Linked DNA regions of Homo sapiens: all the other regions are linked to region 2. A link is an interaction called in ENCODE POLR2A ChIA-PET data of the cell type or tissue named here. Cell type or tissue: MCF 10A. All regions are shown on one strand.

What was found. Peaks named below come from ENCODE experiments on the same cell type or tissue, not always from the same donor. Only the 100,000 strongest peaks of a DNase experiment are listed, where the experiment ranks them.
Region 1: POLR2A ChIA-PET joins it to region 2 with 6 read pairs; 3 of 35 experiments call an interaction of 5 or more read pairs at or near these places.
Region 3: POLR2A ChIA-PET joins it to region 2 with 5 read pairs; 2 of 35 experiments call an interaction of 5 or more read pairs at or near these places.

The regions. Positions count from the first base shown.
Region 1 is chr3:12,544,371-12,546,870 of GRCh38, reverse strand. It overlaps MKRN2OS (MKRN2 opposite strand), which reads left to right and starts at 1,372. Exons shown (of 4, transcript NM_001195279.2): 1 at 1,372-1,624. The coding sequence starts at 1,407. In MCF 10A, no CTCF peak of the experiment used is centred here; a DNase peak (open chromatin) is centred at 1,320.
Region 2 is chr3:12,758,497-12,760,996 of GRCh38, reverse strand. It overlaps TMEM40 (transmembrane protein 40), which reads left to right and starts at 1,738. Exons shown (of 12, transcript NM_018306.4): 1 at 1,738-1,806. RefSeq lists a silencer at 1,036-1,125 and an enhancer at 1,150-1,735. In MCF 10A, no CTCF peak of the experiment used is centred here; a DNase peak (open chromatin) is centred at 1,486.
Region 3 is chr3:12,377,860-12,380,359 of GRCh38, reverse strand. PPARG (peroxisome proliferator activated receptor gamma) reads right to left here. Exons shown (of 8, transcript NM_138711.6): 3 at 429-656. The coding sequence starts at 648. Among named protein-coding and RNA genes, the nearest start is that of PPARG, 90 kb to the right of the region's middle. In MCF 10A, no CTCF peak of the experiment used is centred here; no DNase peak of the experiment used is centred here.

The DNA of each region.
Region 1 (2,500 bases), 210 kb after region 2:
TGCGGTGGCTCACGCCTGTAATCCCAGCACTTTGGGAGGCTGAGGCAGCAGGATCACCTGAGGTCAGGAGTTTGAGACCAGCCTGGCCGACATGGTGAAACCCCATCTCTACTAAAAGTACAAAAATTAGCTGGGTGTGGTGGCGGGCACCTGTAATCCCAGCTACTCAGGAGGCTGAGGCAGAATTACTTGAACCCAGGAGGCGGAGGTTGCAGTGAGCCGAGATCACACCACTGCACTCCAGCCTGGCGACAAGAGTGAGACTCTGTCTCAAAAAAAAAAAAAAAAAAAAAAATCCCATGTACCCTTTAAATATATACACCCATTATGTACCCACAAAAATAAGAAAATTAAAAAATTATTTTAAAATTGAAAAATTATATACTGCATATAATAAAATGCACAGCTTGATGATTTTTCACAAATGGAATACTCCCATATTATTAACACCCAGATGAGTCACAACAGCCCTGGACCCGAGAAACCACCTCTGTCCTCTCCCAGTCAGTATCTCCCTCCTGTAACCGCTATCCTTATTTCTAACAGGGCTGTTAACTTTTTAAAAAAATCCCCAGAACATTCTGGATGTTAATTTTTTTATAAGCAAAATTACTTTTATAATATAAAATGTCAAAATAAAATAGCCTTAAATAAGGATTTATTTATGCAACAACAAATGATCTAACCAATTCTGGGAACACAAAAGTAAAGGTCTCCAATTTCAAGAAGCTCACAGACTAACGGGAGAAACAAAACTAAATGATTAAATAACAGTTCTAGGCTTGGTGCAGTGGCTCATGCGTGTAATTCCAGCTCTTTGGGAGGCTGAGGAAGGCCTCTTCAAGTCCAGCCTGGCCAACATGGTGAAACCCCCATCTCTACCAAAAAACACAACAATTAGTTGGGTATAGTGGCGTGTGTCTGTAGTCCCAGCTACTCCGGGAGGCTGAGTGGGGAGAATCACTTGAACCTGAGGGTGGAGGTTGCAGTGAGCCAAGATCGTGCCACTGCACTCTAGCTTGGGTGACAGAGTGAGACCCTGTCTCTAAATAAATAAATAAGAGTTCTGACGGAAATATGAATCCAGCGCTGCCACTGCAAGGGAAGACTGGGGGAAGCTGACAAAACTTCCACAGAAAAGTGAGGCTTTAAAGGATGAATAGGAGCTGGCAGTTATCAGTTACCATAAACAATGGAAATAAACAAATAGAAACTAGCTCTTTAAGATACAGTCTATGGGGAGGCCTGGCTACTGGTTAATCCTATCTGGTTTGGCTTCTGAAGCCATCAGTCAGGATGACATCACCATTGATCAGGTTCCTTGGGGCGGTGTGCATTCGCCAGGTGTATAATGAGGAAAAGGAAGTCTCCGGAAACCTCCCCTAGCATTCCAGGAGGCGAAAGCTATGCACTGCGCAGAGGCTGGGAAGGCTTTAATTAAATTCAACCACTGTGAGAAATACATCTACAGCTTCAGTGTGCCCCAGTGCTGCCCTCTCTGCCAGCAGGACCTGGGCTCGAGGAAGCTGGAGGACGCACCTGTTAGCATCGCTAATCCATTTACTAATGGACATCAAGAAAAATGTTCATTCCTCCTCAGACCAACTCAGGGGACATTTCTTAGGTACAGTGTTTTTTACAGTGTTAAATTGCATTGTGCAAACTTTTCCTTCTGTTTTAGTCACTAAAGTTTCCTTTTCTTAATACATAATGTGTGAGGTTTGGTGGACAATTTTTTCGGTGCTTTGGCTTTAAATCCTGAGATGCAGTCCTACTGGCTTCATAAAAACAGATGGTGTGCATATGTTCCTGCAGTGACAAGTGCAAGAATATATGTGGAATATATGAAGAGTAAACCTGCTCATATGATTTTCAGAGAGAAAAATATGTGCTCAGAGGCTAACCAGGAAAATGACCCAGCAGCTAATCTTATCTAAATAATACCTTTACTGTCAGTTAATTTGTAGTTTCAGTGACAAACAGGTACAACCTACAGGGCCCGATGAACGGGCACTTGCAGACTATTTTGTATGGAGGCAAATTAAACTGAAGACTAGAACTGATCTATTTCCACTGTAGACACCACCTGGCTTTAAGAACAAATTCAGTTCTCTCTTGCTGAGAGCGCTAGCATAAACAAAAAGGATGAATTAGAAAGCAAAAGAAAGGATTATACCTTTTTTTTTTCCCCGAGACAGAGTTTCGCTCTTGTTGCCCAGGCTGGAGTGCAATGGTGTCTCAGCTTACTGCAACCTCCACCTCCCGGGTTCAAGCGATTTTCGGGAGCCTGCCTCAGGCTCCCGAGTAGCTGGGATTACAGGCGCCCACCACCACACCCGGCTAATTTTTGTATTTTTAGTAGAGACGGGGTTTCACCATGTTGGCCAGGCTGGGCTCAAATTCCTGACCTCAGGTGATCCACCTGCCTCAGCCTCCCAGAGTGGTGGGATTACAGGCATCAGCCACTGTGCCCCGCCAGGTTTATATTTTATTGTCCCCG
Region 2 (2,500 bases):
GGGGGCCAAGGCCGGAGGATCGCTTGAGGCTAGGAGTTCAAGACCAGCCTAACATAGCAAGATCTTGTCTCTACAAAAAATATAAAAATCAGCCAGGCGTGGGGGTGCATGCCTGTAGTCCCAGCTCCTCAGCAGGCTGAGGTGAGAGGATGGCTTGAGCCCAGGAGTTTGAGTTTGCAGTGAGTGATGATCGTGCCACTGCACTCCAGCTTGGGCAACAGAGCGAGACCCTGACTCAAAAAAAAAAAAAAATTAGTGAGCACCTACTGTCAGACATGATCCTAGGTCCTGTAGCAAAGCAATACGTAATGAGAAAATAGACATAACAAGAAAATATGCAGCACAGCAGATGGTGAGCAGTGAAGCAGGCAGAGGGAAAGCTGGTGTGGGGTTACTACTTTAAGCAGGATGGTCAGATAAGGCTTCATGGAGTAGGTGACTTGTGAGGAGAGAGCTGAAGTGAGCGGGGGGCCAGGTGGCTTTCTAGGGGGAGAGCACTCCAGGCAGAGGGAACAGCCAGGGCAAAGGCCCTGAGGAGGGAGCCCACCCAGGGGAACTGGAACATGTTCCAGTGTTACTGGAGCAGAGTGAGGGAGGAAGTCATGGGAACCAAGGTCAGAGAGGGCCAGAGGTGTGGGGAAGATCTCGCAGGGGCTTGTAAGACCTTGGGTTTTACCCTGAGTGCAGTGGGAGTGTGGCAGCTGCTGAGCGGGGAGGGACATGAGCTGCTTTGGGTTTGAACAGGACCCCCTGGCTGCCTGGCTGATGAGAATAGCCAGGGGCGAGGCGGGGAGCAGGGAGCCCAGTGTTGACACTGGCTGGATCAAGGTGACAGTTGAGGAGTGGAGAGAAGGGGCTGAATTCAGGCTATACTGAAGGCAGGACCAACAGGATTTTCCAGATGGGTCAGATACAGAGTGTGAGAAAGCAAAGTGTCAAGATCTGGGGGCTGAGCTTAGGGTATGGAAGACCCCTCTTCAGGAAGTCCTCCTGGGGAGCCCACAGCTCCTGGGCCTTGCCTGTTTCCCTCCAAGGCTGGGGGCTCCCGTGGTAGGACTTGTTTCCTGTCCTGCTGCCACAGTGCTGGATAAGTGAGAGGTGAGAGGTGGAGGCAAGCTGAGCTGGGGCCCTGCCCTCGGCTGTGTGAGGTCTGACACTGCTCCTCTCACCTCTCTAGGGACCTGTGTTTTCCCACTTGCACAAGGCGAGTGGGTGCTCTCCAAAAGTACTTCTAGCTGTAACCCAGTTTCCTCCCTAGGAGTGGGCACTGCCAGTCTCCTGAGCCCCCAGGCCCTCTCTCCTGCTCCCTGCCCAACCTCAGCCTCCTGGGAGCATTGGAATATCTTCCTTCCCCTCTGGGACGCGCAGGGCAGGTTGGGACACGTGGCTGGGGCCTGAGTCAGCCTCACCAATGTGGGTGGAGGGGGTACCTGGGACACGTCCCCTCCTTCCTTCCCAGAGCTTGGTACAGCCAAGGGTGGCACAGCTGCCCCCATTTCACTGTCTCCTGGAGTCTGAAGGCATGGCTGTGGCCCTGAGGCAGGACCAGGCATGTAGCTGCCCCACCTGCCCCTCCGCAGTGTTGTAGGGAAGAGTCAAGTCAGACAGGAAGGCCTGGGGCTGATAGCACCAGCAGGAAGGAATGCCATCCCAGTGAGCGAGTGGGGCCCAGGGACAACGTCACGGTAGTCCCGCCCTCCTTGCTGTCACAGGTGCAGCCTGTCCTCTCCTTCCCCTGACCAGCCCAGCATCCACATAGTCTACACAGAGCTCCCCTTGCTGCCCAGACAAGCTGAAGGACCACAGGTAATGGGACATGGGGCTGGGTGAGCAGTGGGGTGGAGTGTCAGCTTTTAAGGAAATCGGGAGAAAGAGTGTCCTCAATAGGCTTGATATTGTGTGGTTCCTTGGTGGACCTGGGTTTGAGTCCCAGCTCTGCATCTTCCTAGCTGTGTGAGAACCTGTCTCTACTTCAGGGGAGGATGACAAATATTCACCTTCCTGGGTTGTGTTGAGGTTTCCACCCGCCTATACTTGGCCATGGTAGGTGACCAGCTCCCAATTCTGTCACCAACTTGCTGCAAGACTTTCAGAAAAACCCTTGACCTTTCTGAGCCTCAGTTTCCCTACTTGTAAAATGAAGGGTCCAGCTAGATCTCTGAAGGCACCTCACACCCTCACTGTTATGGAACCTAACAGCTTAGGAGGGGAGGGGTGTTCCCGCAAATGTCTCAGCCTCTGCACCACCATCAGTGACTACAGGCAGCTGCCCCTCTCTCTGCCCTTCCTGGAGGAAGCCACCCTGGGCTGCCAGCCAGGTTTGGGAGACTTGGAAGGAAGAAGTCAGCCGTCCTCTGCCTCCAGCTCAAAGGCACCCCCGGGGAGGATATGCCAGAGAGCTGGGCCATGGGGAGGGGGCCCTGCTGCCTGTTGGGGGCTCAGGCACAGGTGGTGTGGCCCAAGGGGAGGGGGGCTTGGCAGACCTCTCAGAGCTCCCCCC
Region 3 (2,500 bases), 380 kb after region 2:
GAAAAAATGTACTGTAGTAGCAGTAATATAGTGAAGATAAGTTATATAATACAAAGTGACTTGGAATTGTTACTTATTAACTTATAAGGGGCCAAAATAATTCAAAGTTTGGATGATGGACTCTTAGCCTGAGATACAACTGACAGTGTAATCAAGGTAGAAAATGTCCCTAAGAAGGAAGTAAGCAAGAAAGGAAAGAAGAGAGGAAGGAAGGAGGGGGCGGGGAAGGCAAGATTGACCTCGTGCCAGCTCCCTTCCTGGCATTTCATAGATACCTAATATTTCATGGATAAATGGGTGAATAAATGAATGGTGAATGCCTTCTCTATTAGATTTCTAGTCTCTGGAGCATTATTTATTACAGGGTTACTGAGAGATGAGTCCAATTCTAGTCCTAGTAGTCTGAAAAGTGAAAATAAACATCATACTTTGGTACTCTTGAAGTTTCAGGTCATACTTGTAATCTGCAACCACTGGATCTGTTCTTGTGAATGGAATGTCTTCGTAATGTGGAGTAGAAATGCTGGAGAAGTCAACAGTAGTGAAGGGCTTGATATCAAAGGAGTGGGAGTGGTCTTCCATTACGGAGAGATCCACGGAGCTGATCCCAAAGTTGGTGGGCCAGAATGGCATCTCTGTGTCAACCATGGTCATTTCTGAAAGGAAAAATAGACTAGCTGTGAAGTTAAGTCCTAGAGAACACAGCAATCTCACAGAGTTTCAGAAAGAGAAATGAAAAGAGTCTTTGGCAAAGTAATCTCATCTGGGCGCTCACAACAACAGAAAAGAACATAACCACCTTCTTAGTGCTGTCTAGGCTGTTTTATGATAGAAAGGAAGTCACCCTTTACCCAGGTATCATAATAGAGGATCCTGAAACAGTGCAGATACATACAGTGTATCCATATAAATGCCTTTTTGCCAACAGGCCTGCTCTCATTAACTTCTACATTAGGTCATCAATTGAGTCTGTTAATGACTGCTGTTATTTATTTAAAATTTTGTCCAGCTTTATTGAGTATAATAGACAAAAATTTTTAAACTTAAGGTATACAGGCCAGGCACAGTGGCTCACACCTGTAATCCCAGCACTTTGGGAGGCGGAGGCAGGAGGATCACCTGAGGTCAGGAGTTCGAGACCAGCCTGGCCAACATGGTGAAACCTCATCTCTACTAAAAATACAAAAATTGGCCGGGTGTGGTAGCACGCCTGTAATCCCAGCTACTTGGGAGACTGAGACAGGAGAATCACTTGAACCTGGGAGGCAGAGGTAGCAGTAAGGTGAGATCACACCACTGCACTCCAGCCTGGGTGACAGAGCAAGACTCCACCTCAAAAAAAACCTAAACCAAAACAAAACAAAAAAACCCAAAAAACCAAAAAACAAACAAAACACTTAAGGTATTCAATGTGATGTTTTAATATACGTATTTACTATGAAATGATTATCATAATCAAGGTAATGAACATATTCATCACTTCACAGTTACCTTTTTGAGTATGAATATGTGTAGTGAGAACACTTAACATCTACTGTCTTAGCAAATTTCAAATATACCATACAGTATCACTAACTATAGTCACCATGCTGAAGGTGACCTATACTTAGCAGATGATCACCTTAGAAGGTGACCAGAGCTTATCCTGCATAACTGAAACTCTGGCTGATATCTCCCCATTGCTCTCACCCTCCAGCTCCTGGCAACCACCATTTTACTCACTGCTTTTATGAGTTCGACTTTTTTAGATTCCACGTGGATCATGTGGTATTTGTCTTTCTGTGTCAAATACCACCCAGTTTAATTCTCTTAGCATAACGTCCTCTAGGTTCATCTCTGTTGTCGCAAATGACAGGATTTCCTTCTCTTTTTAAGGCTGAATAATATTCTATTGGGTGTGTACATATACATCTGTATGTGTATATATGTATGTGTGTATATATATACAGATATATACTGTGTTTTCAAAAATCCATTCATCCATTGACACTTAGGTTGATTTCATATCTTGGCTATTGCGAATAATGCTGCAGTGAACATGGGAGAGCAGATAGCTCTTCAACATACTGATTCCATTTCCCTTGGATATATACCCAGAAGTAGGATTGCTAGATCATATGCTAGTTCTATTTTTAATTTTTTGAGGCAGTCCATTCTGTTTTCCATAATGACTATACCAATTTACATTCCTGCCAACAGTGTACAAGGGTTCCCTCTTATCCACATCCTTGCCAACACTTCTTATCTTCTGTGTTTTTGATAACAGCCATTCTAATGGGTGTGAGATGATATCTCACCGTGGTTTTGATTTGCATTTCCCTGATGATTAGTGATGGTGAGTACCTTTTCATATATCTGTTGGCCACTTGTATGTCTTCTTTCTAGAAATGGATATTCCTTTATCATTTTTTAACTGGGTTATTTGTTTTCTTGCAATTGAGTTTGTTGAGTTTCTTACATATTTTGGAATATTAATTCCATATCAGATGTACGATTTGCA